Linked DNA regions of Mus musculus: region 1 is linked to region 2. The links are chromatin loops, found by intact Hi-C in ENCODE. Cell type or tissue: left cerebral cortex. All regions are shown on one strand.

Region 1 (5,000 bases), 66 kb before region 2:
ACCTGTGTCAACTTTACCCCAGGCTGTACCCTTTCATCCCTGGGTACAGCCTGGAGTAAAGTCATTACATCAGGTGCCTCTACTCTACTTATTCATTACTCCAAGGCCCACTCTCCATTGTCATTCTTAACCCAGACTCCACTCTTCCATGTAAGCATTATTTCAGGTCTCACTCTGTATTTCTTTTTTTTTTAATATTTATTTTATTTATATGAGCACACTGTAGCTGTCTTCCCACACACCAGAAAAGGGCACCAGATCTCATTCTAGATAGTTGTGAGCCACCATGTGGTTGCTGGGAATTGAACTCAAGACCTCTGGAAGACCAGTAAGTGCTCTTAACCACTGAGCCATCTCTCCAGCCTTTGATCTTGTATTTCATTATAACTTCAGCTCCTTCTCCCACTTCATCATTACCTCAGGCCCCACCCTTCCACTTCAATATTATCTGGGGGTCCTTTCTACTTATGGAAACTGTAGTGGGTGGATTCATTAACCATGGATTCTGGGCAATGATACAACACCAGAAGAAGGTAAAGCAGAAATGTACTCCATTAGTAAGCAGGGGAGAGGGACATAGCATTAGCTATCATTTTTTTTTTTTTGGACTTTGAGTCAGTTGTTTTAATGACTGGAGACTCTACTTCTGTGGTCTTCAATGAACTAGGAAACATCTAGAGAGCAAGGAGCCACTGATAAGACATTTTAGTGAACAAAGTGTAGATCCCAGATCTGAGTCCCGCTTGCATCATTTCTCTGTGGTATCATTATGAGATACTCCAGAGCCTGATATGGACTGCTGAGTGATTAGCAGGGAGTAGTGCCAGTAGCCTGGTGACCAAGACAGGAGGTACTAATTCTCTCTTGGCTCTGGAGGCCAGACTCTGAACGTGAGGTACAAGCTGAGGGAATGGTTCATTCTGTAGTTTCTAGGGGTCCATTCCACGCCTCTTTACACAACCTGGTGGTGACTGGAGATCCTGGTGTTCTTTGGCTATAGAACCATCAGTCTAGTTAATTTGCCTGTCTTCACGTTGATGTCAGTGTCCTGGGATGCTTGTCATTGGTCTTCCCTAATTAGAGAGTGATCTCATCTCAAGGTCCATAATTATGTCTACAAAGACTTATTTCCAATAATATGGTATTCTGAGGACCCAAGTGGACATAGCTTTGCAGGGTGGGCGTGGAGGAAGGCATTTAACCTACTCCAGTGGTGAAGGCAACCTCCTTGCTGAGCACATCCTATTGCAGGAGCTTACTTTCCTGAAAGAGGTCTTCAGTGTCCACTGAGAGGAAGCATATGTATGTATAGTTAGTTATTCCTTCCAGTAACCTGCTGTGTTGATGGGGCAGACTGAAGAAGATCTGTATTGGTTTACTGGGTTTTTTTAAAAAAATATTTAATTATTTATTTTATGTATATGAGTACATTGTAGCTGTCTTCAGATGCACCAGAAGAGGACATCAGATCCCATCACAGCTGGCTGTGAGCCACCATGTGGTTGCTGGGAATTGAATTCAGGACCTCTCCAAGAGCAGTTGGTGCTCTTTAACTGCTGGGTTATTTCTCCAGCCCAGATTTACTGTACGCATATCATGAATATTAAAGCAAGGTTTTGCTGTGGCTACTCCTTTACACTGAGTAACCTCAACACAGATTCCCCACTGGGGTCCGGAAGCACATTCCCTCAGACCAGTAGCAGCACACTATAAACTTTGCAGCTTAAATGGTTGAGCCACAACGTACTTTAAAGGAGTATGTTAGTCTAATTTGGTCCAAACATAGTGTGTCCTGTCCTAAGCCAGTACTATGAATAGTGAATTGTCTAGCAGAAACCCTGCCTTTTCCAAGTGAGCTGTCAGGCCACTGGAGTAATTCAGGGAGATCCAGGGAGGTTTTTCTAGGACAGTATTTCTGAATGTCTCCTGCAGTATTTGCACAGTGGCCAGGCTCAATGGCTATTCTCTTATCCTTGGTCATCACCAGCCACTGTCTCTGTAGACATGTCGGTGGAGGAATCCAAAGCTCTAATAAACCCAAGCTCTTTGGTTATTCTGCATGTGCTTTTAGAGAAAGTTACTTTGCTATTATGAGGTTTTAGGCATAGTCCTTTGGCCATCCACTGGGCACATAAGGTTCTCATTATCTTTACCAGATCACACCCTTAACTCTACTAGGATTCTTGTGTGTAATGTTTGCCTCCTCGGGTGGAGTTTCTGTACTTCAAACATAAGTGATCAGGTTATTTTCTACCAGGACACCTGCAACTGAAGCAGGTGTAAGGATGTGTAGATGCCAGCGGTCTCTGGTCTGCCCTCCCATTCCCCCTCCTGCTTACAGTTGGTTCTTAGCCCAGTCCGGTATACTGAAAGATTGGAGTGGAAGGCTTGCCTCTTTCCCCTGCAACTTCTCAGATGCCAGGGCGCTTGGAATCTTCAGCATGAGTTGCTCGTGTAGACGGGCCTCTCCGAACACCCTGCCCACTCACTTTTATGAAGACCTGTGTCGTCAGCTCTGTGACGCTTCGTAGGAAGTTGCCCATTTATGGCTACTAGAGCAAATGATATCATCACAATAGGTGGCTCCTGTCTAAATAGGGATCGTTTGTGAAATGAGATTATAGGCATTTATCTGAAAGAGCAAGAGACAGAGCACCTGCTCTCCGTAATTGCTGTCCCGGGGGACAGCACTGTGCTCTAATCAAGGCGTCCATCTCCATGGCTAATTTTGTTACCAGCAGAGAGCTTGCGTTTAGCGCTCAGTGCCAGGCAGCCCCCATATCCACATGGAATCCACTCCAGATCCATGTTTTCTATTACGCTTGAATATATGGGACATGCATAGGGATCCTATGCCCGCCACCGTGCTGCAGTGTGCCTGTTTTGCAGAGTACCGTGGATGCCTAGTCCAAGCCGAGGCTGACTGGAGCTGTGACCACTCACTTGGTCACCCTGGCCTCCTCCTTCCTTTGCAGCGAGGTTGAAGTGCCTCTGCGTGCATAGCTTCCCATCTGCTGTGGAGCTGCCTTGCACTTCACATTCGGATGCTGCAAGGCGTGCAGCAGGAGTCTCGCTTCGGTAAGTCAAAGGTGACTCATTTCTCACTTTCCCTGTGTCTTGGATGTAGACTTTACTAGTTCCGTGGCCTCTGGGAAATGATACTTAACTGATCAGCACTCGACCAGCTAAACCGACAGCTGCTTACCTCTCTGTACTTTGCAGCATGTTTTTTTTTTTTTATGTTTTTTTTTTTTCTTTCATTGCTCTGTTTCATAGACCTAGGGTTGTACTGCTTTCGTAAGTGAAATACTCATGTCTTGATAGATGGTAGTGACAGCCAGGAGACAGCACTGCAATCCAGGGAGCATCCTCCATTCTCTGGGGGGACTTGGGGGAGATGGTCTTGCACAGCAATCCAGGACCATAGCATTGTCCTAGGCAGACAAGTTCTGTCTCTAATTAACCATCATTTCGATAGTCACCAGATACTGGAGCAGTCTGTAATGCAAGCACTGTTTTGGCTGGCTCTCCTTTTATTTCAGCAAAGATGTGGCAACTGGGCTGTGGGTTCCGTGATCCCCTGGGAATGAGTAAATCCAGGGACCTTAGGTCATTAAACCTGTGTTTCATAGGCTAGCAAGAGAGAGAAGCCTGCGGAGAGGGCTTCCTTTGTGTGGCTGAGTGCAGTAAAGGGTTTTGAGCTCTTCCCAGCTGCAGTTGAATAGGATGAAAGAGGGGAGAGGTGCTGGGATGGACACCCGCTGGGAAGAGCTGTCTGTGCCCGGTCTTTATAACCAAAGCCCCTTCCAAAGCACTAATTTCGCGCTTACCCCAAGTAGCCCTCCTTGGCTTTGTAGGAGGAGATGGTGTGCAAGTGTCATGGACTTGCTGAGCTTTTGAATAAAGCGTGCTTTGGAGTGCACAGTCTGACAGGGAGCTCTGAGAACCCAGCCAACTGCTTCACACCAGCCAGGAAGGTTTTTTTTTTTTTTCCCCTTTGCAGCGAGGAACTGTGTAGCTGGTCCAGCTGATGTGGCTGGTCCCCAGCCTCCTCTGGGTGAGCGAGCCACAGGGATGAAGATGAGGTGTGCCTGGTGTGGTCTTTCTCCGCACACTTCCTTCTCACTCTGCCTTGACATGTTCCGTTTTATTCTTGCTTTCCCTCTGGAAAGGAAACACTCCTCTCCAAAGAGCACGGCCACATCTGGCCACATCTGGCCCCTTCCGGGCACCGAAGAGACTTGTTGTTGCCTCCGCATCTGGGTAGTCGCTGGCTGTACACATTCCCCGTTATAAATGGCTGAGTTTTCACAGGGAGGACTTGCACGCTGCAAAGGACTGAGCATGTCCAGAGGGAAGCTGCCATTGGCTTCCGCGTTTCCAGGTGGATATCGACTGCTTCATTCATAATTCTATCCCCAGAGCTCAGGTCTGTCACCTTCCAGGAGCTCAGTGTCCAGGAGGAATTTTGTAGCCTTAAGTCTATTCCCAGGTGAGGGTCAGTCCATTCGACTTTACCCAGCCCTTTAAATTATGCTTCATCGAGCAACAAGTATTTTATTACCCACAACCACCCATCACCCTTGCCCTTCACCCGAGAGAGCTCACAGGACCACACTCGACATCCCAGTACTGCATGGATGTCCCAGCCTTTGGTTGGATTTGTAGCCCAAGTTGAAGGTTGCTGCTGGAAGTAAGCCTAGAGAGACGTTTAGATCACAGCACAGTTAGACATCTGCTAGAGAAGCAGGCCACTGGCTCTTTCCCTAAGTTTAAACCCCGCCTTTACATGTATCCATTACTCAGTGCTAAGTGTATTTAAGTAATGTGTACTTTTTTTTTTTAAATCGAATCAGTTCAATATAATTAAAGCAGAAGGTGGGGCAGTAGAAATGAAGTATGACTTTGTGACAGTGTTCACCCACATGTAACCACAGCATGTGCACACAGGTCTCTGGCAGACATTTCACAGCCCTGCTGTGATGCTGTTTGAGGCCTCT
Region 2 (5,000 bases):
GGAGAAGAGAAATAGGTGGGGTTGAGTTTTGGCAGGCTTAGAGGACAGAGCAGAGGGGAAAAGAGGGATGGAGAGTTGCCATGGGGTAGAAGAAGACTGTGCAGGAGAGGAGAAAGGAGAGCCATCATGGGTCAGTTGAACCATAAAAAACATGGCCATGTGAGCTCGCCAATTGGAGCTAAGAGTAGCCCAGATGAAACAGAAATAGTAAGTAATAATTTGGTGTAATCGATAGGGAAACAGATTTTAAGAGCATGAAGGGCAGGCAGCTATCTTGTTATTATGTTGCCTGAGGCATACTTAAAACTATGAAGGCTGTGTGTGTGTGTGTGCCTTTTACCTGCGAACATAAATGGTCAAAGGCAGGTAGAAACCCCAGGCTGGGATTTTAAATATTTCTTTTATTACAATGACACACTCAGAGCGCTCCTGTTCTGGGGTTTGGGTTGATTGGCCTTCTGTCCAGAGATCCACCTTTGGTAGAGCACCTGCTTTCTGGGGTAAACATGGTAAGATTGATGACTGCTCCTTTCTTTACTGTGGCCTGTGCTCGATGTCTCCTGTCAACTTGTATTAGAAGAAAGCCTTGCTTTCCTTTGGATGCTTTTCGTGACTACAAAGCATCTTGAAAACACTAAGATTGCTCAGAAAAGCTCATGGCTTTCAGGGGTCACAGTTTTCTGCCTCATCCTGTCAGGAGATGGGGCATTGATAGCAAAGGATGTGTAAGTTCCTTTCCTCACACCTGTGCATGGACGTTGATGCACGGTCTCCTGCTTGGTATCTAACTTTGATTTGAGAGTAGAGGAGGGTCAAGAGCTTCCTGTCTCCTCTGATCTTACCCGTCACCCCTTTATAACTTAAGCCTGCTTACAACTGAGTCTAGTCTATGTTTTAGAGTAATGAGGTCAAATCTGGTGATTTTCCTATGCCTATAACGGTGTTTGTTTTGTTTGTTTGTTTGCTTGCTTGCTTGCTTGCTTTTCCAAGTCCAAGGGCACAGCCCAGTGGATCAGACCCACGTGACATTTGCTTCCTACTTCTGAGTACTTGGCCCTAAAGCAGGACCAGTCTGATTCTGACACAGGTATACTACTAAGTGGGACAAATTACGGCTGTGAGTAGTGTAGACATAGGGGGCAGGGTTTAGCTCTCTCCATTCTGCTCCCTAGGACACAGGTGTAGACAGCTAAGCCACACAGGCTTCTGGAGCCCATGTGAATACAAGCCACTGCTGTGATGACAGAGCAGACAGCTGGCTGTTACTGGTCATATTGGCCCAGCTCACATAGCCACACTGTGTGGGTGAGAGAGAAACTTTCAGGTCTTGCATATTGAATTATTGCTTTACATGTGTGCACACAGCCTAGCACACATTGGAAACAGAACAACATTAGTGCTGTGAACAGTAGTGCTGGCATCCAAGGCCCTGGGAGTCACATGGATTGTGCCTCTGATTTCTGTCAAGTGTTCCTAGCACTTTCTTCTCATCTGTCCCCTTTCCTCCCCTTTCTCTTCTTGTAGACTCAGGCACCTCTGCAAGAGAAAGCAAAAGGAACTCTCACTGCCTGATTGAGAGGTCGGATCTTTTTGCAGAGGACCTCGGTTAGGTTCACAGAACCCACATGGAAACTCACAATTGTCTAACTCCGGTTCCAATTCAATTCCCAGTCTAGTCTTCATGGGTGTTACATGCGTGTTGTGCAATACAAACATGCAGGGGGAAGCAACCAGACACATAAAATTAAAATAGTTACTGTATTTTCATTTCATTTTTGAGAAATTAGCTAGTCTTATCAAAATAATTCAGATGTCTGTCATTTAAAATAACCCCTCATCCTTCGTCTGATTAGCCTGCCCTGGACTGAACCCCTTGGTGTGAGCGCTCACCTCACCCTCTTTTTCCTCTTAGAGCTGTCGCCAGCATAGGCTCCTGAGCCATTTGTGTATTTGATGCCTGTTCTAAGCAGGGCTGGCCACATCCTTGGTTTGTCAAGTGTCTGCCAGGTCCAGCAGTAATCAGCTCATCATAATTTCTGAAAACATCCCTCAGCTAAGCACATGGGCTCTTGAACTAATGCCTTCATGAGATACTTAAAGATATCCCTCCATAGCACTTTGGAACCCTCAACATTTTCTGCAAAATTTTCTGCCCCATGTGGAACATGGCACTAGCCTTGCTGGTGTGTGTGTGTGTGTGTGTGTGTGTGTGTGTGTGTGTGTGTGTGTATGTCTGTCTGTCTGTCCGTCTGTCTGTCTATAGAGAGGGAAACCTTGCACAGCTCCCCAGCCCCTGCATGAAGCACAGAGCTAGAGGAGCTGCTATGGGGTGGAGGGTCCTGTGCAGCTCCCCAGCATCTGCGTTCGCTTCACTTGGCAACCTTAGACTTGAGTCTAAAAATGTTCAGCGGAACTTTCCAAAAAAGCCTCTGTGGCAGCCGGATATTTAAGGTAGCAGATTTGTGATGGAGTGTGGGCAGGTTGCTAGGCAACCATGACTCCTCCAGGTCCAGCCCTTGTATCTCTAGGCAGAGAGCAGGGAGGAGCATAGCCTGGCTGTCACTCCCTAGGCAAGGCTCTGTTTGGGCATACACAGAACCTGATGTAGAAGAGAGGTGTCTCAGCATGTGGACAGAGGAACATCCCGAGGCCATGGGTTTCCAGGGTGTAAAAGCTGCATTGCAGGTGATTTTTATAATGAGAAACTTAGCTGGTTCCTTTGAGCTCCCTGTTGTTCAAAGGGTCACACATAGGCTTCTGATCCTTGAGGAACCCTGCATGCTGGGAATTGCTGGCTCCCAGAAAGGGTGCCAACTCACAGAGCTTACCCGTGGTCCTGAAGTAATTGCCCCCTCCATGGCTGACGTCAGGCTAGGCCCCCAGTGTCACCAGCTGTGGAGCAAGGAGACAAAGAGTGGATATTGCTATAGCTTTCCATGACTTGGAATGGCACAGGAGGTGAGCAGCTGAGAGCAAGGGCAGGAGGAACAGAAGGGGCAGTTACAGGGATGCTTCATCTGCTGATCGTGTTTGCTTTAATATAATTGTTCTCAGTGTAACCTGGCAAAATCCAATTGTTAGTCATGTCTCCGTGTGACACTCAGCTGCTGAAGTTTCTGAGCACAATGTGCACTGGCTACACCCAACAGAAGGTCATAGTCATTAGTGGGAGGCAACTCCTTCCCTTCCTCTGAGAAGGCAGAGACTTCTGCCCCTGCGAGTGCAAGCATGCACACATGCACATATGCACAACACACACACACACACACAAACACACACGAGTCACCTTCTGCATACACACATATACAAAAACACACCAGAGTCACATTCTACACACACACACACACACACACACACACACACACACAAACATATAAGAGTCACCTTATGCACACACATACACACACAAACATACAAGAGTCACCTTCTACACACACACATATCAGAGTCACACACACACACACACACAAACATACAAGAGTCACCTTCTACACACACACATATCAGAGTCACACACACACACACAAATAAACATACAAGATTCACCTCTACACACACACACACATACATATCAGAGTCACCTATACACATACACACACAAACATACAAGAGTCACCTTCTACACACACACATATCAGAGTCACCTACACAAACACACACACAAATAAACATACAAGGTTCACCTTCTACACACACACATACATATCAGAGTCACCTACATACATACACACACAAACATACAAGAGTCACCTTCTACACACACATACATGCACACACATACATGCACACACATATCAGAGTCACCTACACAATATGCACACAAACATACAAGAGTCATCTTCTACATACACACACACACACACACACACACACACGAGCACACATACATGCACAAGCACACACACACACATCAGAGTCCACCCCTTTCAGTGCACAGGTCCTAAGGCTGTTGAGGCTCTGTGGTCTAGTCTAGCTCCCATCACCCCATGGCATACATGGTAACAGAGAGACCTGGGCCTTGAGGGTAAATACTGTCATCCTCACCTCTGTGAGAACACATAGGATGCATAGGAGGTGAGATGCTGAGAGAAGAGCCTGGAAGCTCTCAACTGGAACCTCTCCGAGCTTCTCTGCCTTGTTGCTGCCCAGTTCTTATCTTTTCCGCTCCCCAGGTACCTACCTCAGACTTTGTCCCTTATGTCATGTGACTGGGGCTGCCTCCTTTTTGGATGTTTGCAAAATTATAGACCAGGCATCTACTACAGGGCCTTGGCTGCTTTCTCTCCCCTGACACTTGGCTTCTGACTACAAAAGTCTTGTGTTCCTGACACGGTGCCATTTGTTCCCTCCCTCCTGCCACTTCTCTGCTTCTGTAGCTCTGGTCTCCTTAGCTCATCTCCCATGCTCTTTCCTGTCTGTGTTCCATCTAGATTCCTTAGCTGTGCACTCAACATGCTTCTAGGGTCTTCTTCTAGCCTGTCTTCCCTCTGCTAGCACAATGGTATAGGGTTTGGGTTCCAGGGTAGAGCAGACATTGGACTTGAGAGCTAAGGCATCTCATCTTAGACCAGCAGACCTTCTCCCAAGTTCTCAAGTTCCATCTTCTCTCGTCCAGTAAGCCAAAATATTCAGGTTCTGCTGCCCCAAGCTTCCTTGACAACGGGCTCTTCCATTCCAGTTGAGTACCTGTGCTCTCTCTAAGGGCACCAGCAGCCTCCCACCACTAGAGTAGTCACTAGAGCACCTCCAGACACTCATGAACTGGATCTGTCTTTCTGGTTATATGTGCTGTGCTATGTGTACATTATACATATTAACTATATGTAGGTTATACATATTGACCTTACCAAGCAACACTGTCTTCCTCTCTTCATCAGGCCAGCAGAAGTCTGATTTTCTCTTAAAAAAAATGGTGACCTAGAAAACACAAGTGATTGAAAATCAAAGGAAGTTTTTACGAAGGTTTCAAGTTTACAAAACACCAGGGAAAGAATCTGTTA

What was found. Hi-C counts contacts between places; a loop is a spot of excess contacts. Peaks named below come from ENCODE experiments on the same cell type or tissue, not always from the same donor. Only the 100,000 strongest peaks of a DNase experiment are listed, where the experiment ranks them.
Region 1: it touches region 2 in a loop (2.2-fold over the local background); 2 of 42 quality-filtered maps call a loop at or near these places.

The regions. Positions count from the first base shown.
Region 1 is chr8:14,379,111-14,384,110 of GRCm38, forward strand. The region is part of intron 3 of Dlgap2 (DLG associated protein 2); the gene reads left to right. Among named protein-coding and RNA genes, the nearest start is that of Gm26184, 110 kb to the left of the region's middle. In left cerebral cortex, no CTCF peak of the experiment used is centred here; DNase peaks (open chromatin) are centred at 2,553, 2,791, 3,714, 3,896 and 2 more places; H3K4me3 peaks cover 2,522 bases; H3K27ac peaks cover 1,781 bases.
Region 2 is chr8:14,445,016-14,450,015 of GRCm38, forward strand. The region is part of intron 3 of Dlgap2 (DLG associated protein 2); the gene reads left to right. Among named protein-coding and RNA genes, the nearest start is that of Gm26184, 170 kb to the left of the region's middle. In left cerebral cortex, no CTCF peak of the experiment used is centred here; a DNase peak (open chromatin) is centred at 2,469; H3K27ac peaks cover 1,260 bases.